Regions from separate parts of the Homo sapiens genome. Here regions 1 and 2 are each linked to region 3. The links are chromatin loops, found by intact Hi-C in ENCODE. Cell type or tissue: PC-3. All regions are shown on one strand. Links, peaks and the distances in the headings refer to the core of each region. The heading gives the core; the rest is flanking DNA.

Evidence for each region. Peaks named below come from ENCODE experiments on the same cell type or tissue, not always from the same donor. Only the 100,000 strongest peaks of a DNase experiment are listed, where the experiment ranks them.
Region 1: it touches region 3 in a loop (6-fold over the local background); 3 of 110 quality-filtered maps call a loop at or near these places.
Region 2: a loop joins it to region 3, with 2.8 times the contacts of the local background. A loop is called at or near these places in 8 of 110 quality-filtered maps.

The regions. Positions count from the first base shown.
Region 1 is chr7:29,221,251-29,227,643 of GRCh38, reverse strand. The region is part of intron 1 of CHN2 (chimerin 2); the gene reads right to left. Among named protein-coding and RNA genes, the nearest start is that of CHN2-AS1, 15 kb to the right of the region's middle. In PC-3, for the core only: no CTCF peak of the experiment used is centred there; a DNase peak (open chromatin) is centred at 2,683; H3K27ac peaks cover 1,902 bases.
Region 2 is chr7:29,342,759-29,349,151 of GRCh38, reverse strand. All of the region lies in intron 1 of CHN2 (chimerin 2), which reads right to left. Among named protein-coding and RNA genes, the nearest start is that of CHN2-AS1, 140 kb to the right of the region's middle. In PC-3, for the core only: a CTCF peak has its summit at 3,335 (motif pointing right); a DNase peak (open chromatin) is centred at 3,361.
Region 3 is chr7:29,282,702-29,289,094 of GRCh38, reverse strand. All of the region lies in intron 1 of CHN2 (chimerin 2), which reads right to left. Among named protein-coding and RNA genes, the nearest start is that of CHN2-AS1, 77 kb to the right of the region's middle. RefSeq lists an enhancer at 1-740. In PC-3, for the core only: no CTCF peak of the experiment used is centred there; DNase peaks (open chromatin) are centred at 1,514 and 3,474; H3K4me3 peaks cover 247 bases; H3K27ac peaks cover 3,630 bases.

The DNA.
Region 1 (6,393 bases), core at 437-5,436, 61 kb after region 3:
GGTCCCAGGCAGGTGACAGCAAAATGACTACAGTTCAAATCCAGCAAGCAAAAGCTAGAGCAATGGCCAATAATTCCAATGAGGTCATCTTCCCTTTCTGGCCCAATCCCTGAGGTTCTGGGCGAAGCTGGTCATGAGCCACCTCAGGAAGCTGCAGACCTATATGGACTTACGATAAAGTGGGCACCATAAGAAAATTAGGGGCTTTTACCATGAGAAGGAGTAGTTCTAGACAGCAGACAAACCTTTAACAGGAACTCAGTACGTCCATCCCTCTAGAACAAGGAACAATTTAATGATGTACAGGATGCTGCTGCCAGAAAGGAGATCACTGAGTTGGGAAAGTGACTCTAAGTCAGAAAAATATGAAAATGGAATCTGGATAGTTTAATGTAGGCTGCAGTGCCCAGCAAGGCATGGAGACATCTTCTCAATAAGCTGCCTGCTGCCAGCGGGGTGCACCACTATTACAGTGGGAGCTATTGGGAAAACAAGATCCACAAACTCTGCTGAAACACATGGTCTGCAGTAATGCTACACTAGACACTGAAGTAGAATAGGCCTAGAATAGTCTAACAAAATGACAGCATCATGTCCCATATTGCCATAGGTCTAATGTCTTGAGGTCAGGGACCATTTATGACACCCTCATGTGCACAGCAGTGACAGGAACTGTGTGTGTGTATTCATTACAACTCCATTCTGAAAACACGAATGCCTCCTACCTATGTTACAGTGTTGGCAGCCTTTTTCATTCTCCATTTTGTAGATAGGACACTTAAGGACTAGGTGAAGGACACTCATTTCAGGGGAAAACAAAGACAAAAATAAGTTATCAAAAAACCTTACAATAAAATTATCTTCGTTATGTTAATTATTTGGGGCATACATGGAAGACATTAAGAGCAAAATTAGGATCACCAGGATAATTCCAGAGGAAATTCGAAAAGTCATAGCATAGGCAAATTGATATAAATTTGACTCTGATTGTATAAATGGATTTTGATTTTGATTTTTTTATATTGAGTGAGTGTTCCACTCCCTACGTTGCTATATATGTAACAGCATATGACATTTTAGCCATGCTCTTAAAATACACAGACTCAAACTGATGCTGGTGGTTACTGTGCACTGAAAATAAATAGGATAAAGCTCTGTGACGTTTCCAAGATGGAACTAAGACAGTAACTGTCTTCATGGCAGGAAATATTGTTTATTTTTCTATTTAAAAAAAATTAGATGTGCTGTTTTTCAGCTGACTATAAAAAATCAGTGACTCTTGTTTGTGTTTCATGCTGCTGTACTCTGTGGGCTTGGCTATCCCCAGTATTACCTAGTTTACATAATGGAAGTTTTCAAAAAGCCTAAATACTTAAGGACTTTTGTTCATTTTTCCCCGCTCATAATAATAGATTTCTGAAAGATCATTTTAAAATGTTAAATTTCCCTTCATTTTTCAAAGTATTTGTAACACTACAGGCAATCAATTGAGAAAAGACAGCTCATTGTTCTGTGTTTTTTCCCCACAGAGAATTTATGTCTCAAAAGATATTTTTTAAGAAGAAAGGTTATTTAATACGTCTCCCTTGCCAGCCCAGAAATTGTTATAAATTCAAAATTCATTCTTGTACAATGTTCTTAATTATAAGATAAGTAATCTTTCTGTGTTAGTTTAATTCTATCCTATTTATGTTCTCAAGTAGAATGACACATTGCAAATACCATTTGGGGAGTTTTATTAATAAACGCCTAATCCCATGCCTTGTAGGACATGTCTCAGAATAATGTTTTAACTACAGTAATGCTCAGTGACTAACACCCTTTCAATAGTAACTGTCCCCTCAACGTGAGGCAAGGCATCTTTTCCAGTGTGATTAGTGGTGATTCCTCAAAAAAGGGTCTCAAAGTGCTCACAGCAGGTGATTAGCTCCAGTCTCCTTGCACCTTCATAAGGTAGCAAGGATTATCAGCTTTGCTCTACTTCTGGATTAGGTTTTCCATATCCTGTAAAACCAGGATAGGAAACGAAGAGCGATGCTAAACTACAGCACTAATGTCCTATACAATCAAACTCAGTTTTGCAAAACAAATATTTGGAGATAATGCTCTAAACATGCATATACACATCTCTGTTGAAATGGATAGTCAGAAGGCACTCAGGCACACACATTTGCACACAGTTTTTCATATATTGGTTTTGGTGGGCTGATCTGGGAACTTCATCACTGTATATGATATTGTTTGCTATTGTTTCTTTTAGAGTCCGTACATATATATGAGCCCAAACAACTACTCTATAATAAAGTTTGCAGATTTGGTAGCAACAAATCTTTCCAGGCTAATTCTCTATGTCCAGGTACAACACAACAATGTTATGATTAGGCCATGCTTTCCTCCTCTTGATTTAGACAAATTATGGATTAATTTAAATTATTCGTGAAGTATTTGATGACAATCAGGAGAAAAAATTACATTCATATTCTATCTGTTTTAAATCTATAAGGAGTTTGAAAAGGGCTCCTTTTCAGATCTCTGGCTTTAGCAATTGCCTGCAACTAAAAGCAATCTTGCTGTGATTGAAAATGGAGGTGTCAACTCAGGCAGGCTACAAATTGCCAACACAGGGAACAGTCATTTTAAATTACTTCCAAAGCCCAGATAAATTCTCCTGAATGGAAATCTGCCTTTATCCTTATTTTCTCTCTCCGGAGATGATATGTGTTTTACTCATTATGAATCATTCTCTCCATTCCTTTCTACTAAGGTAAAGAACAATGAGAAAAATACAGACAGCACTATGCTGGGCTCTGTTTATGGCATAAGGCATATAACAAATAAGATTATCTTGTGATTTAACATATGAAAAAATATAACATGTTTGAATAGCACTTTAGCAACTATAAGATTATTTTAAATATAGAAATGAAAACATGGTGGAGAATTCTTTAACTTTATCCCCATATGGATTAGCTGTTATAGGCCATTTCAATTGTTCCTCACAATAATCTCTTTGGTAAACAGAGAAGATATAACATTCCATAATTTCTGCAGATATTTAAAACTGAGACAAAGATATTAAGTGACTAGGGTCACACAGTTAGTAATGGCAGAAATGGCTCCTGAACCTTTAGCTTCTGAATTTCTCTCCTGTAATCTTTCCTTAAACCAAGCAGGATTTAGAAATAAGCTCGGAGCATTCAACACACATAGAAAAAAATGTTTGTACTGTGAAGTTCCTTCTCACTATAACTTAATGTTACTTAGTTATGAATATAACTTAACTAAAATTTAACAGTATCTGACCATGGCCTAAAAGTCTATCCTTTTCAGTTATATTTACTGTGTTTACACAGAGTATCACTTAATCACAAACTGTTTCATAATTTTTCATAATTGGAACATTTCTGGAGGAAAAAGGAACTATATTAATGATTAAGAAGTAAGGGCTTCTTAATTTGGACAGCAATCCCACCTAATTGTTCGTGTTTCAGAAGTAGCCCTTAGAATGTTCCAATTTTAGAACATCAGCTGTGACAGTCCTTCCCGCCATGTTCATTTGCTGCTGCTACTCCTGCAGTGTTTTCAACAGTCTGGCCCACCTTTCCCTTGATGAAAGTCTTCCTGTTCTTGAAATAGAAAAGATTTGAATTTTACTGCCTATAGGGTTTTAGAGAGCCAAGTCAAAAGAATTTTAAGAGTTTTAAGTCAATAAGAAATGGTGCATGGGTATGGTGTCAATACATCGCAACTAAAATTTTTGTTCACTGCTGGTGGAAGGGCAAACTAGTGAAAGCACTTTAGAAACCTGCTGAGCAGTATTGTGTAAAGCTGAATATATTATATGTACCTCATGACCTAGCAATTCCATGTGTATATAACAGAAATCTGTGCATATGTGCATATATAAGAATATTCATAGCAATATTTTTTGTAATAATCCCAACTTGGAAGCAACCCAAGAGTCTATCAATCACAGAATTACTAAGTGTATACAATTAAATTTATAGAAATTGGAATCCCCTACAGCAATAAAAAAGAATGAACCACAGGTAGACATAATATATAGATAAATCTCAACATATGGATGTTGAGTAAAATAACCCAAATATGAAAGTGTACATAAGTAAATCTTATATGATTCCATGCATATAAAATTCAAAAACAGGCAAAATTAATTTACAGCTATGAAGTCAGCATAGTGATTGATATGGGGAGTGGTGATAATTAGTGTTTCATTGGAAGACCTGAGTATATTAGCTACATCTACCTGGATGGTATGAGAAGGCTGTGGACACAAGGCAAGACTAAATGAGAGGGGTTTGGGATGCCACTGCCAAAAATTGGAAGAAGACCTGATCATATAGGGTTTGAACCATAAGGACAGAGTGGACAGAGTGAATTATTTTCTCCAAGTCACCAAAAATCTGTGATAATAGCTTGACATTGTCAGTCTTTTACATGTTAGCAATTCTGGTGGGTGGGTGGTGATATATCATTGTTATTTTTATTTGCATTTCTCTCATGACTAATAGTGTTGAGCATCTTTTTATGTTTACAGTAAACTGTGATATTCTCTTCTCTGAAAGCTTTTTCAAGTATTTTGCCCAAATTTTAATTGGGTTGAGTGTACTTTTCCAACTGCTGTGTAAGATTCTTGATATATTCTGGATACAAGTACTTTGTCAGATATGCATATATCTGTAACCATTACTGCTGAACTCTATTCTATTCCTTTGCTCTATTCATGTATCCTTGAGCCAATATCATACTATCTTAATTATTGCAGCTTTATAATAAGTCAATATCTAACAACATAAGTTCTCCATGTTTTTTCTTCTTTAGTTAGTATTGCTTCAGTTATTCTTGGTGTTTTGTATTTCCACTTAAATTTTTGAACCAGCCTGATAATTTTCACAAAAATTAACTGATTTTTATTGGGATTGCATTGAATCTATTAATCAAATTAGGGGAAACTATCTTTACAATCCTCTAATCCAGGCACATGATTATATCACTCCATTTATTTAAATAATCTTCAGTTTTTCTCAATATATTTTGCAGTTTTCACGGTGAAGGTTTTGAACATCTCTCATTGGATTTACTGTTTCTTATTTCTGAGTTCTCTATTCCATTCCATTGCTCTGTGTGTCTGTGCTGTTTTGGTTACTGTAGCCTTGTAGTATAGTTTGAAGTCAGGTAGCATGATGCCTCCCACTTTGTTCTTTTTGCTTAGGATTGTCTTGGCTATTCAGGCTCTTTTTTGGGCTCCATATTAATTTTTAAATATTTTTTCTAATTCTGTGAAGAAAGTCAATGGTAGCTTAATGGGAATAGCATTGAATCTATAAATTACTTTGGGCAGTATGGTCATTTTCACGATATTGATTCTTGCTATCCATGAGCATGTAATCTTTTTCCATTTGTTTGTGTCCTCTCTGATTTCCTTGAGCAGTGGTTTGTAGTTCTCCTTGAAGAGGTCCTTCACTTCCCTTGTTAGCTGTATTCCTAGGTATTTTATTCTTTTTGTAGCAATTGTGAATGGGAGATCCTTCCTGATTTGGCTCTCTGTTTGCCTGTTATTTGTGTATAGAAATGCAAGCAATTTTTGCACATTGATTTTAAAGATCTAGAAGCAGAAATACCATTTGACCCAGCAATTCCATTACTGGGTATATGTCCAAAAGAATATAAATCATTCTATGATAAAGATACATGCATGCGTATGTTCACTGCAGCACTATTCACAACAGCAAAGACATGGAATCAACCCAAATGCCCATCAATGATAGACTGGATAAAGAAAATGTAGTATGTATACACCATGGAATACTATGCAGCCATAAAAAGGAATGAGATCATGTCCTCTGCAGGGACATGAATGGAGCTGGAAGCTGTTTTCCTCAGCAAACGAATGCAGGAACAGAAAACCAAACATCCCATGTTCTCACTTTTAAATAGGAGCTGAACAATGAGAACACATTGCCATATGTGGGGAACAACACACTGGGGTCTGTTGGGGGTCGAGGAAGGGAGAGCATCAGGAAGAACAGCTAATGAATACTGGGCTTAATACCTAGGTGGTGGGTTGATCTGTGTAGCAAACCACCATGGCACATGTTTACCTATGTAACAAACCTGCACATCCTACACATACATCCCGGAACTTAAAACAAAAGTTGAAGGAAAAAAAAAGATTTACTACTAGGTACTTGATTTTTTAACGTTACTATAAATTATGGTTTAAAATTTCATTTTTGAATTATTTATTGCTAGTATAAAGAGACTTGATTTTTTTTACACTGACCTTGCATCCAGCATTCTTGTTAAAGTCACATTATTTTCAATAATTTTATATTTTCTATGTATATAATTACATCATTTGTGGAAAACAGT
Region 2 (6,393 bases), core at 769-5,768, 60 kb before region 3:
GGGTGGGCGTAAGATAAATTAGGAGAAAAAATAACATACAATGTGTAGTCTCATGCCTGGCATACAGTAAATGCTAAACTTGCTGTTATTATCTACATTTAATGATAAGAAACTACTTATGCTACATTGTTAAGTATTAACAAATCAGGTTATAAAATAATTTATTAAATATAATCTCATTTTTAAGAAAAGGTAAATATTCATATATGTAGAAATTATCAAGGAGGCAATAAACCCAATTATTAAGGCTTGCTATACCTGATAGTAAAAATACTTGTGATTTCTATTTTCTTCTTCTGCTTACTTGTATTTTACAATTTTCTGTATATATTGCTTATATAAAAATTAAAAATAATGAGAAATAAATTTGTAGGAGTGCTAGTTTTTTTTAAAAGTACACTGACTAAATAAATCACCACCTCAAAAATAAAGTAGATATAAAAAGACCCAACAAAAATAACTGTTGTAATAACACACACAGCATGTACAGTATTCGTGCAGGAAGAGCTAGGAGTGAGACAAAAGACAGTTATTTCTGCTGCAAAAGGTCATGTCCGATTCCTTTGGCCCTCTTTTAAAAATTCTGTGAAACAAATATCAACGAGTAATTCTAAGCAGGCTGGGAAACAGGTGTCTCCTCTCATGAAAGGATGGGGAAGGAGGGGGAAGATACAGATGCTTAGAAAATGATCAAAACCTTTAAAAAATGGGTAATAAGACCGTTGAAATAATCCATAAAGAATCTGAACATGTTAAGAAAAGAAAAGAAGAGGAAAGAAAAGCGGGTTAAAGGGGCCTGGAAGTGCAGGTTAAGACTTGAAAGCCACCTTAAGAAAACCTTACGTGCTAAAGTTTTAACTAAACCCCAAAAAGATGATGCTGCTGTTCTGGTCTTTGAGGGAAAACAAAGAATTCTGGGATTAGCCTACAGAAAGCTCCTCCATGTCTGAGAAAGACTAGGGAACAATCGGGGCAATAGGGAATAGGTGGCATAAAAGCTCATCTTCCTGGTTCAAGAGCACAGCAAAAATAAAGTAATACCTCCGTTGTTTTTACTGAACTTTAAAGTAATACACCATTGCTGAAAAACAGAAAAAGTCCAATAATTTAAACATGTACACTGTAGAAAGTTCCCAACCTGAGGGGGAAAAAAAAGCACCATTAAGAGATTTGTGTGAATCCTTCCAGATTTTGTTCTGTGAATAGCTAGAATAAAAATTTACAAAAATGGTTTCATACCATACATACTGTTCTGCAATTTGCTGTTTGAATTTCATGATATTGTTTTAGCATCTATCCATGTCAGCGCACATAGATCTATGTTATTTTCTTTTTATAACTGTTGCTTGGACTTCCATTACATGAGTATAGCAAAATATACTTAGTTCATTTATGTAATAATTTCTAATTGATGGACATTGAGACTATTTTCCACTTTGGGCTATGATATGGCTTCGGTCTGCGTCAATTCAAGTTTCATCTTGAAAACTGTAATCCTTACGTGTTGAGGGAGGGACCCCGGTAGGAGGTGATTGGATCATGGGGGTGGTTTCCCCCATGCTGTTCTGATGATAGTGGGTGAGTTTTCACGAGATTTGATGGCTTAAAAGTGGCACTTCTTTCTTTGCTCTCTCTCTCCCTTGCCACCTTGTGAAGAAGGTGCCTGCTTCCCCTCCGCCTTCCACCATGATTGTAAGTTTCCTGAGGCCTCCCCAGCCATGCAGATCTGTGAGTCAATTACACCTCTTTCCTTTATAAATTACCCAGTCTCAGGCATTCTTTATAGCAGTGTGGAAATGGACTGATACAGTCCACTATAAACAATGCCACACTGATACAGGTGCAGTATAGATTCAGGGAAGTTGAACTGCTGGGTGAAGGGTCTCTGTATTTTTTATTTTAAAAGGTCATTTTATTTTAAAATGGCCTTCAAAATAAGTTAGGTCAATTGAAATTCTCAGCAACGGGTACAAGAATGCCCATTTCCCCACACCCTCTCTCACCAACACTGGGCTGTTATCAATATGCTCTTAATTTTTGATGCCTTAAGACTCAGTTAGAAAACTCACAGATGAGACTAAGTATGCATTTGCAGGGAAGCAAATGGAGACACAGAACGCTCCTGGAAGTGAACCTGTGGAAACATATGGCCATGGAGTGCAGGGAACATACGCGAATCCACACGTTTGGATGGCTGCAGCTGGAAGGCTGTATTCTTCCAGGCATTTTTAGCTCCAGAAATATGTTGATTTGATGGAATCACCTGAGGAGCAAGTGTAAAGGAATTTGGAGACTGATTAATGAAGAAAAATTAAAGAACACATGTGCTCCACTTGGCAAAGTGACAACTGAAGAGGAAATACCTGCAAACATCTGGGAGAGCCAGATTCCTTCACTCGGCTCAGTGGAGGATGACTCGACTCACAGAAAAACACAGGTAGAGGCTTTGGAAAATGAAAGGAGCCAAAGTTTCACCGATGTAGAGAATGAGCTATCAAGGAAGTTGAAGATGACCTATTTTTAAAGAACATTTCAAATAAAGCTGTGTATATGGCATCATTTAAGAAACAGAGGGGAAGGACTGGGTTTCTCCCTCTGCCATCCCCTCTCCCAGAAAAGCCAGATCTGTGCTGTCACTTTTGATTTACTGATGCATACATTTGTAAATGGGCTGCAGTAGGCTTCTTCCAGGGAAGTTGGGTGAAAACAGGTTTTTCAGTCAAGCATGGAACAGCCTCACGATGAGATGACAGTTCAGAATTTGTTGGGTGATTAGCTTAATGGGCCCAGAATGGGTTGGGATCCAAATGAAAGCAAACAACAACAGCAGGAGTGGGATGTTGTGTCTGTGCACATGCTACAATATGTCTTTGATACATACATTATGCCCACGCTTGGGTCCTCAGCAGCACGTCCTCATGGACAGAGTGTACAGCCTGTAGCTATGATCTTGTCAGGCCAGCACGGCCAAATGGTGCCAGGCCTGAGCTGCGAGACTACCTGGAGGTCATCCTGACTGCTGCAAAACACCCAGATCTGAAGGCTGTTAGAGACCTTGCTTGCTAATGCTGGTTCCCTGCACTCCCCTGAGAAATTAGACATCCATGTATTCTCTTTGGAAACTCTGCTTGGGTAAGGGATGAAGGCCTGCTGTCAGTCTGACTATGAAACTCATAGCACGGATTTTTCTAACTGCTTGAGTCCCACTTGCAGAGAATAGTTAGTAAGACAAATTCCAGGAATTACTGCTGGACCCTGAGGCTGGGCCCCAAAGACAAGGGAAGTAAGTGACTTTCTGAAGATGATGAAGCCATGGAGGGCCTTGGGCTGGAGCCTGTGGTCACTAGAGGGCACCGGGGCCACATGGAGCTTCTGTCTTGAGCTACTTATTCTGTACACAGAGGCATGATGAGATTCTCCCATTCAACAGGTACTTATTGGATAAATGCAACGAGCCAGTCCTCGGGCACAATACGGTGAACAGGTAGAGAGGCCTTACGAAACTCTGCACGATCTGGCCCCCGGTCAGCATCCCCTGGTCATCGCATTTGTCTCTCCTCTTGCCCTTTAGCCCTCATCCACTCTGGCTTTTCTTTTGCTCCTCGAACACACCAAGACCATACCAGTCTTAGGGATGTCATGCAGTCTCTTCCCTCTCGCGTGCACACTGCTGGCTTCCTTATCATGGGATCTCAGCGTAAATGCTCTGGCTCCTCAGAGACATCTTCCTGGACCCACCAACCTACAGCATTTCCCCAGATACTCTCTTCAATTCTCTGTAGAGCCTTTTCACCATCCGAAACGTTTTGCTGTGTGGTTATATATTTCTTTGTTTACGTTTTGTCTTCCCATGCTAGACAGATAGCACTGTGAGAGTAGGAACCTATTTATCTTGTCCTCCAATGTGTGGGTCAGCCTTAGCCTGTTGGGTACTTTTTGTGAATTAGAAAAAGCTGTCTTTTTCAGGCAGGTGTACAGCTTGGCAATTAGACAGCACCTGTGTGTAGAGAAGATGTTTCCTCTGAGGGACAGAGCCCCAAGCCAGAGCATGTGGCCTGGAGAGGGGAGCCCAGGCTGTGTTCAGCCCCCACTTGCCCTCTCAGCTAGGCACAAATGGCACAACTGAAGTGGCCATGACTGCTGTATCCCAGGACACAGCAGGTGCTCAAAGTGTTGGACAAGTAAAAGACAGAAACCCAAAACTTGCATTCTTCTGAGGGTCCCAAACAAATAACAAGGCAACTGTAACATAGCAAGAGGATGCATACAAGGAGCATTGATGGTGGTAGGACTCCTCAGCCTTTGGAAGGCTGCATGGGGCAGGGGCAGTCAGGCTCTTCCCACACCTTGACGGATCACCTCTGCCTTGAGTAGCCCTGTCCAGGGTCCTTCAAGAGCAGTCTCAGAGGAGTGAAACCTAAGAGCAAGGCCTAAAGTCCCCAAAGACAAAGAGAAGAGTAAGTTCTGTTACCACAGCACGTGGAGCCCAGTCAAGCAGATAGGCTATTGCCTGGACATCTACTGCAGAAGCCCACAGTAAGGAGTGTCTATGTGGATGGATAGGCTCTTGGAGGATACACAAGCTGAGGTGTGGCCTGCAGGAACCAGAGGCAAGACAGGACATGGCACTGAGAGCCAGAAGTGTCTCAGCTTGCTGGCTGAAACAGGCTCTGTTGTGTCTGGATGGGTGGCCAGAGGGTGTTTTGGAGGGGTGAGGGATTATATTAAAGAAGTAAGTAGGGGCCAGATAATTAAGCGTTTTACAACCATGCTAAGGACTTACCTCTTCTAAAGGGCAGGGAAAATGCAAGCGGGGATAATACAGAGTCCAGACTGTATTTGAGAAGGATCATTGCAGTTGAGAGTGAAAGTGGACTGGAGGATGAGAAGATGGGAGAAAGAGAAGAGAAGAGGCAGTGAGACCAATCAAGGGACTGTCCAGTAACCGAGGAAGGTGACATTAATGATCTGAACTTGAATGGTGGCAGTGGAGACGGAGAAAATGGGATGGACTTGAAGGACACGGAGAAGACAGAATCTACAGGCCTTGATGACAAGCTGGACATGGACAGGGAAGGAAAGGAGGGAACATGACTTCTGGCTTGGGCAGAGGAAGATGAATGGTTTTTGGCTTAAGCATCTGGATGGGTAGTGATGCCATTCACAGAAAGGGGCAGACCAGGGGAGAAGCAGGCCTGGCAGACAGCAAGGCTCTCAGCTTTTGCTGCTGGAAAGCGATGGCTGAGGAATGGCCAAGTGAACATCTCTAAGAGACCTGCAGTTCAGAAAAGAGGCCTGGACTGGAGATCCAGGAATGGAAACCCCAGCATACATATGGCAGCTGTAGCCACTAAAGTAGATGACATGACACAGGGGGAACATGAGAGTGGGGGAGGGAAGGCTTTGACAGAGCCCCTGAGGAGCACCAGCACTGAAGGGATGAGAAGAAGAGGGAAAGAGGCAGAGACCAGAGCGATAGGAGAGAAACCCCAAGATGGGGCGACATGAAAGGCAAAGCACAAGACATTTAAAAAGGGGGAAGTGGTTAACAGAGGCAGCAGCTGCTCCAGTGAGATACACATGGAGAGAGCTGTTGCTGCAGCAACATGGGGGTTTCTCATGACCTTGCAATGGGGTATGGGTGGAAGCCACAGGCAAGTGATGTGAAGGTCAAGTAGAAATTGAGAAAATAGAGCTTGTAAGAGGGAGGTTTGATGGAGAAATGAAAGCAAATGGTGGCAATACAGGGAGACAAGGGGTTGAGGGAAAGAAAAGACACAGGAGCTTCAATTTGGTTATCATCGTCATTACCTTTGCCAAACCACTGGCCATGTCCCTGATCTCCCTCTCTCCCGAGGCACTCTCCCTACTTGCTGGTACAAAATGCAGATTTATCACAGCCAGCTGGAGATGCTTTCCTGGTGGACAATTTCCTCTTTTATTATTCACACACTTCCTCCCCTGCTTTCTTTGGAGACAACCTCACCACCACTACTTCTATTCAACCTAGAGGCCTGTCTCTCCTCCCCAGACATTTGCCTTCCAGTAGCTCCCTGCCTCTTTACAAATTATTTTCATCAAAGGAATGTTTTCCTGGCCTTCCTCCAGAAGAAGCCCTTTTGGGTATTCATTTATTCATCCAACAAATATTTACCCAGAGCTTACGCCCTAACTGGCACAAAATAGTGCACTAGACATGGGTGCAGATATAAAGGCAAGATGCAGAATCTAACCACAGGAATCAGTTAGGAGAAGAAATAAGACATCAACTTATTCATTCATCCAATGAGCACTAACTGACTGCCTGCTGGGTATCCGGCCCCTGGCCACATGTACATATCACCATAACACAAGGTAGAAAGCGGAGTGTTATAAGGGCAAGATCAGACCTAA
Region 3 (6,393 bases), core at 1,000-5,999:
GTTGGTAGGCACCTCCTTAGCTTTCTCAAAAATTGTATTGTTCCTCATTCAATGCCTCAGATAGTTTCACCTCGGCAGTGGGAAGTGCATTTTGTGCTGGAACCTGGGCATCCTAAGTTTCCTTTTGTGATTTTCTTCCTCCGGCATCCCAGGGCTAGTTGAGTTGGCACGATGAAGCGTGTCCACACACAGCCAAATGCTCAATCTCATCTATTTCTCCCTTGCCCCTCTCACTCCTGCAAATCCCCTGAGTGCCCACTACATGCCTGGCCTGGCTTTCCATTCTAAGAAAAAGGAAGACTAACACTGTTGTGGCTTCTGTCTTCCCAGCCCTCTGAACTGGTTCTACTTATTTGCTTTGTCTCCATTTCTTTGTCTCCATTGTCTCTAGTTTACTATTTGTTTTCAATTCTGGTTCCTTATTGTTCCTCTCTGTGTGCTCCCTGCTAATTAAAGCTGACTAGAGCCACTGCTGCTATTCTCAGCTGAAATGGCCAAGCCCCTTGATTATTAAGACAGTGAGGACTCAGGAAGACCACATGGATTTTTGAGACAGAAGAAAATGGGGGGAAAAAAAGAGTAAACAAATCCCTTTGGATATAGAAAGAAAAGAGATGGGAGTAACCCTAAAATATACACCACAAATTCTAAGGAATCACAAAACGCAGATGAGTCTCATTAACAGCTACATTTTTCTAATTTCTTTTGCATCATTTCACAACCACAGAGAAAATTAAACATGTTATTTAAGATGCTTAAGAAAGCTCTTACACACTTCAAAATTAATAAGGAAGGAACCTCAGCTATCACATCCTGCCTGTTTTACAGACTGGGAAACCAGCGAGAATTGACTTGTCCAAGGCCACACAGCCAAGCAGTTGCTGAACCCAATGGAGATTCCCAGGTTTTCTTATTTGCTCCCTATTCCCACACACAGCTCCAGCCAACTACCCACCTTCCCCATTCAGTGTGTTTTTAAATTTTTATTTATGTCTAATATACTAATATATTTATTTTAATTTTTCATAGTTTATTTTTTCATATTGTCATTTTAAATACTGCATGAATTGGAAATAAAGGACATAAAGTATATGCTTGTTATGAAAATCTAATTGCAGTGTTCTGAGGTTCCTTAAATAATTGTGACATGCAGTATTTTTTAAAGACATGCTGAAGACCAAATTGCAAACAAATGCAAGCAAGAAGATAGGAAGAAGAAGGAAATTAGCCAGTTCCAAGACCTTGCTCATTGCTGGACAATAATCAAGAAAGGAATATCTAAGTTTGGATTATTTCTATCTTAGGGTCATTAAGGAAGACAAAATTTAAACCTGAATATGAATTTGATTTCACTGAGTCTACTAGTTAGGACTCTTTGGGTTAAGTGACAACAAACACAACCCAAACGGACTATCAGCAAAAGAAAATTTATTGTTCTTTGAGCTGAAAAAAATCAAGGGGTGGGTCTCATTTTAGTCATGTCTTGGCATAGGGCTCAAATGATGACTAACACTTGTATAGTACATACCAAATGCTGGGTGCTGTTCTCAGCATTTCACATGACTCACCTGACCCTCACTAAGACTCCATGAGTAGGTATCATAACAATTCCCACTTCACAAATGAGTAAACTGAGGCACAGAGACCAATCTGGATAGAGTGACCACATTTGTAAGTGGCAGAACAATTCAAACCCAAGAAATCTGGCTGAGTCTAGAATGTAGTCACTTCCCCCTCATGCCCCCAGAGTTCAGTTTGCCTCCATCTCCCATCTCCACTTTCTCTGTGTTAGTGCCATCCTCTTTCAGATCCCCACTTCCTGGGGGCAAGGTGGCTCAGATGGCTTGAGCCTCAAAACCTGAAAAGTTCAGTGAAGAAGACCAAGCGTATTTTTGCCAGGAGACTCAGCAAAAGTCTCTCTGCCCTCTTGGTGCCTTGAATCAAACAAGGGAGAATATAAGGTTCTGATTGGCCAGACCTAAGCTGCATACCCGTATAAAGTAGAGCATAGAGGGGACTCCACCAGAAACAAATGGACTAAAAATACAGGAGAAGAAAAGGGTCCCCATCCCCAGGGGAAGGGAGATAGTTATTAGAGATGGTAAATGAATACTAGGTGAATGCTGCACTGTCAAATTTAACCACAACTAAAACACTTCTTTTTCAATGATCAAACAGAAGCTCTTGGTCTTCAGGTAGCATAGGTATCCTATAAGACCCATGGCAACTTTCACGTTTATATAAATGAATGTGAATAAAGGAGAAAGGTATATGAAAAAATAAACCAAGACAGGCTTGTGATATATTTATAATCGCAGACTATCTCCACCAAGCCCACTCATATGGGCTTTATGGTCTCTCTAAAGGAATTGTGGAATCACAGCATCTCCACTTTAGGGTGGATCTGGGAACTCATCCATCCCAAGATGCCACATGGAGCAGTGCTGTCAAGAACAATGACCCCACTTTACAAAGCAAGTCTTATTTTTCCCCTTACCCTCTGTTTTAATATAAGGTGTGGCTGGTAGAGAAATGGTGAAATGAGAGGAAGAAAGGGTAAGGCTGCAGAAGACGCTGGCTTCGCCCCTGCCCCACGGAAACCTCAGAGGTAAACACAGCCTTGTCCCTTCATCTCCCTCCCCACCCCATCCCCACATGCAGACCCCACCTTTCCCTGCACCCCTCCCACCTATGCAACTTGTCCTGACTTTTACACTGGAGCCCTACCCTATTTCTTATGATAAGATACCCCAAAAAGATTCCTCCTCTGAAATAAAGATGAGGCCTGCCACAGTCATTTAGGTACTCCAAGGTTCACTGGTATCCTCTAAGTAGTCTTTACCTTTTCCCAAGGGAATCTGAGTAAGGGGAAAAAAAAAAAAGATGAGAGAGAATGGAATCATGGGGGGCGGGGGGGAATGGTGTTTATCTAAGGAGGAGCAAACTATAAAAGGGTGGGTATGAGGCACATCCTCGAAAAGAGGCTCCTACATGTTTGTGGGCATGCAGGAGGAGCTCTAGTGACCTCCTGGCTTGGGAAGGCAGAGAAATGGACTTAATGCCTGTACTTGGCGGCCAGGAAATAGTTCATTATGTTTCTGGTGGTACCTTTATGAGTTGGATCACTGCCATTAGATGATACAATTAGTTGGATTTGTAAGTTTTTGAAGGACCCAAACACTGGGAATAGTCATCAATATGGTGCTAGAGGGCTCTGACCTCAGCCCTGTCTGGTTCCAAAATTCTGTCAATAACTCCGATGAGGATATTTATGGCATATTTGTCCAATTGAGAGTTGAGGTGATGCTAGGGAGAAGAGCAATATTGTTGGATGACATAATCAGGATCATCCAAGATATGCACCAGATCCCTGATGAGACACAATGGTGATGAATGTGAAGCCTGTATTCAGGTTAAAATAAACACACCTAAGTACATGTTGGTGAAGACATACCCTAGCAACCACATATGTGAAAAGGGAATTTTGATTGACTCTGCGTGTGGTATGAGTCAGCACTGCATTGTGGTTGCGAAAAAGCAAATGTGGTCTAACGCTGCATTCATGGAAACAGAATATTTAGACTGTGGCTTATGCTAGGCTTGCCGTATTTTATGTGAAGCAGACCACACCAAAAATTTTGTGCTTAGTTCCTGACCTGACTCTAAGAGAAACACAGGCAAACACTAGGAGAGAAGGGACTGGCAGCTCCTTTGTGGTCATGGAGATGTTTTGTCTGGAAAATAGAAGGCTTCCATGAAACGTGAGAACTGTCTTTAATGAGTGATGCATTCTCCTATGGAAAAAGAGTTCCATTTGCTCTGTGTATCACCTATGACTGGACCTGGACCAATAGTGGGAATTACGGTGAGCCAGATTTCAATGCCACAGAAGACTTTCCAAAGGAACAAGGTGTCAGGATGTTGTAGAGGGAAATGTAAAGATGAGTTGTTGGATCAGATCAGTGGTTCTCAAACTGTGTTCCCCAGAGATTCCTCAAGGAGAGGAGTGCAAAGAACAGAAGCGGCTCACACACCCCACAGCAAGTAGAGCAGCTCCCCCAGTCTGCTTGCACAGTGGCCATCTGCTGCAAAGGAAAAGTTTGATTAAACAACTGGGCTAGATCAAAGTTCCCCATTCAACCCTGAAGTTCCAGGATTTAGTGATTTTTGAGATGACGTCTCTGAAGAGGCTGCCTGGAGAAGGGAGGATGCATGTGAGCTCTGCAGCCAGAATCACGAGGTTCAGATCCTTGTGCATTCATCTGTTATTGCTACAGAACAAATTAACACAAACTTAGCAGCTTAAAACGACACCCACTCACTAGCTCACAGTTGCTGTGGGTCAGAAGTCCAGGTGTGGCTTGGCTGGGTCCTCTGCTCCAGGTTTCCCAGGTTGAAATCATGGAGTCAGCTAGACCGTGTTCCTTTCTTGAGCTCAGGATTCTCCTCTCAACTCATGTGGTTGTTAGCAGAATTCACTTCGCTGAGACTGATGACTGAGGTCCCCATTTCCTTGCTAGTTGTTGGCCAGGGACCACTCTGAGCAACCTTAAGCCTATTCTCAGGTTCTGGCCACGTGGCCCCTTCCCATAGGCTGTTCACAACAGGCTGTTTGGTTCTTCAGGGTCAGCAGAAGAATCTGGAGCTTCAATTATCTTTCTTTAGGGAAAACCTGGAGCCTCTTTTAAAGAGCTTGCCTAGGCCAAATGTGGTGGCTCATGCCTGTAATCCCAGCACTTTGGGAGGTCGAGGCAGGCAGATCACCTGAGGTTAGGAGTTTGAGACCAGCCTGGCCAACGTGGTGAAACCCCATCTCTACTAAAAAACAAAAATTATCCAAGCATGGTGGTGCACACCTGTAATCCCAGCTACTTGGGAGGCTGAGGCAGGAGAATCGCTTGAACCCAGAAGGTGGAGGTTGTAGTGAGGGGAGATCGCACCACTGCACTTCAGCCTGGGACAGAGCCAGACTCCGTCTCAAAAAATAAAAATAAAATAAGTAAAAATACAAAAATTAGCTAGGCGTGGTGACGCATGTCTGTAGTCCCAGCTACAGACAGGGAGGGAGGCTGAGACAGGAGAATCGCTTGAACCTGGGAGGCAGAGGTTGCAGTGAGCCACTCCAGAGTGAGACTGTGTCTCAAAAAAAAAAAAAAAAAAAAAAAAAAAAAAGAGCTTGGCTGGGAACGGTGGCTCCTGCCTGTAATCCCAACATTTTGGGAGGCAGAGGCAGGCGGATCACGAGGTCAGGAGTTCAAGACCAGCTTGGCTAACATAGGGAAACCCCATCTCTACTAAAAATACAAAAATTAGGCAGGCATGGTGGTGCATGCCTTTAGTCTCAGCTACTCGGGAGGCTGAGGCTGGAGAATTGCTTGAACTCGGGAGGTGGAGGTTGTGGTGAGCCAAGATTGTGCCACTGCAGTCCAGCCTGGGCAACAGAGCAAGACTCCATCTCAATAAAAATGACAATAAAAATAAAAATATAAATATAAAGAGCTTGCATATTTAGGTCAGGCCCATCCCGGACGTCTCCCTTTTGATTAACCCAAAATCAACTGATTAGGGACCTTACTTATTATCTGCAAATATCTCTTTATCCTTGCTGTATAATGTAACCTAATAAAGAGAGTGAAATCCCATCATTTTTACTAGTCCTGTCCACATGGAAGGGGAGAGGATTCTACAGATCGTGTATACCAACCGAGGGGAAACTTGGGGGCAGACCATCTTAGAATTCTGCGAATCAAACCTAGCTTTTCCGCTCAGTGCTTCTGGCCTTGGGTGAGCTGCTCAGCTACGTCCTCTGTCTAGTGGGGAAAATGATTTCTCAAGGGGTTGCTAAGGCAGCTAAACAAGTTAATACACAAAGCACTCAGAACAGTCACCTGCCACCAGGTAAGCACGTAAGGAAAGCTCTAAGGTACTGTTATGCAGGAATACACGGTATTCCCAGGACTGACTGACTCCAGTGGAGGTCAGACATCGACGCACTCTCAGGCAGAAGCAGCACGAGGGGGTCAGATAACACAGCTTCCAGGAGAGGTGGCTTCTCTTTTCTCTCCTACTGGCCAGCTGTCCTCTTTGCTGCCACTTTTGCTATTTGGCTTTCACTTCCTCTACCACTCGGGCCATCCACCACCTGCTGATATTGTTCCTTTTCTCTGTTTTCATTTTCTTCTTCTTCTCCAATCTTTTTCATCTTTCTCTGTTGCTTCTTTCACGATTCCTATTTTTTACACTGGAAGATTTATCGTTATTAGCTATTGCCAGCAAATAAGATTATGTCTTTCTCTGTCGCGTGATCTTCATGGCATTTGTTCTTTTTGTTAGTATAAACTGCTCACAGGCTCTTAAAATATTTTTTAAAGCCTATATTTGGTATTGCTTCAG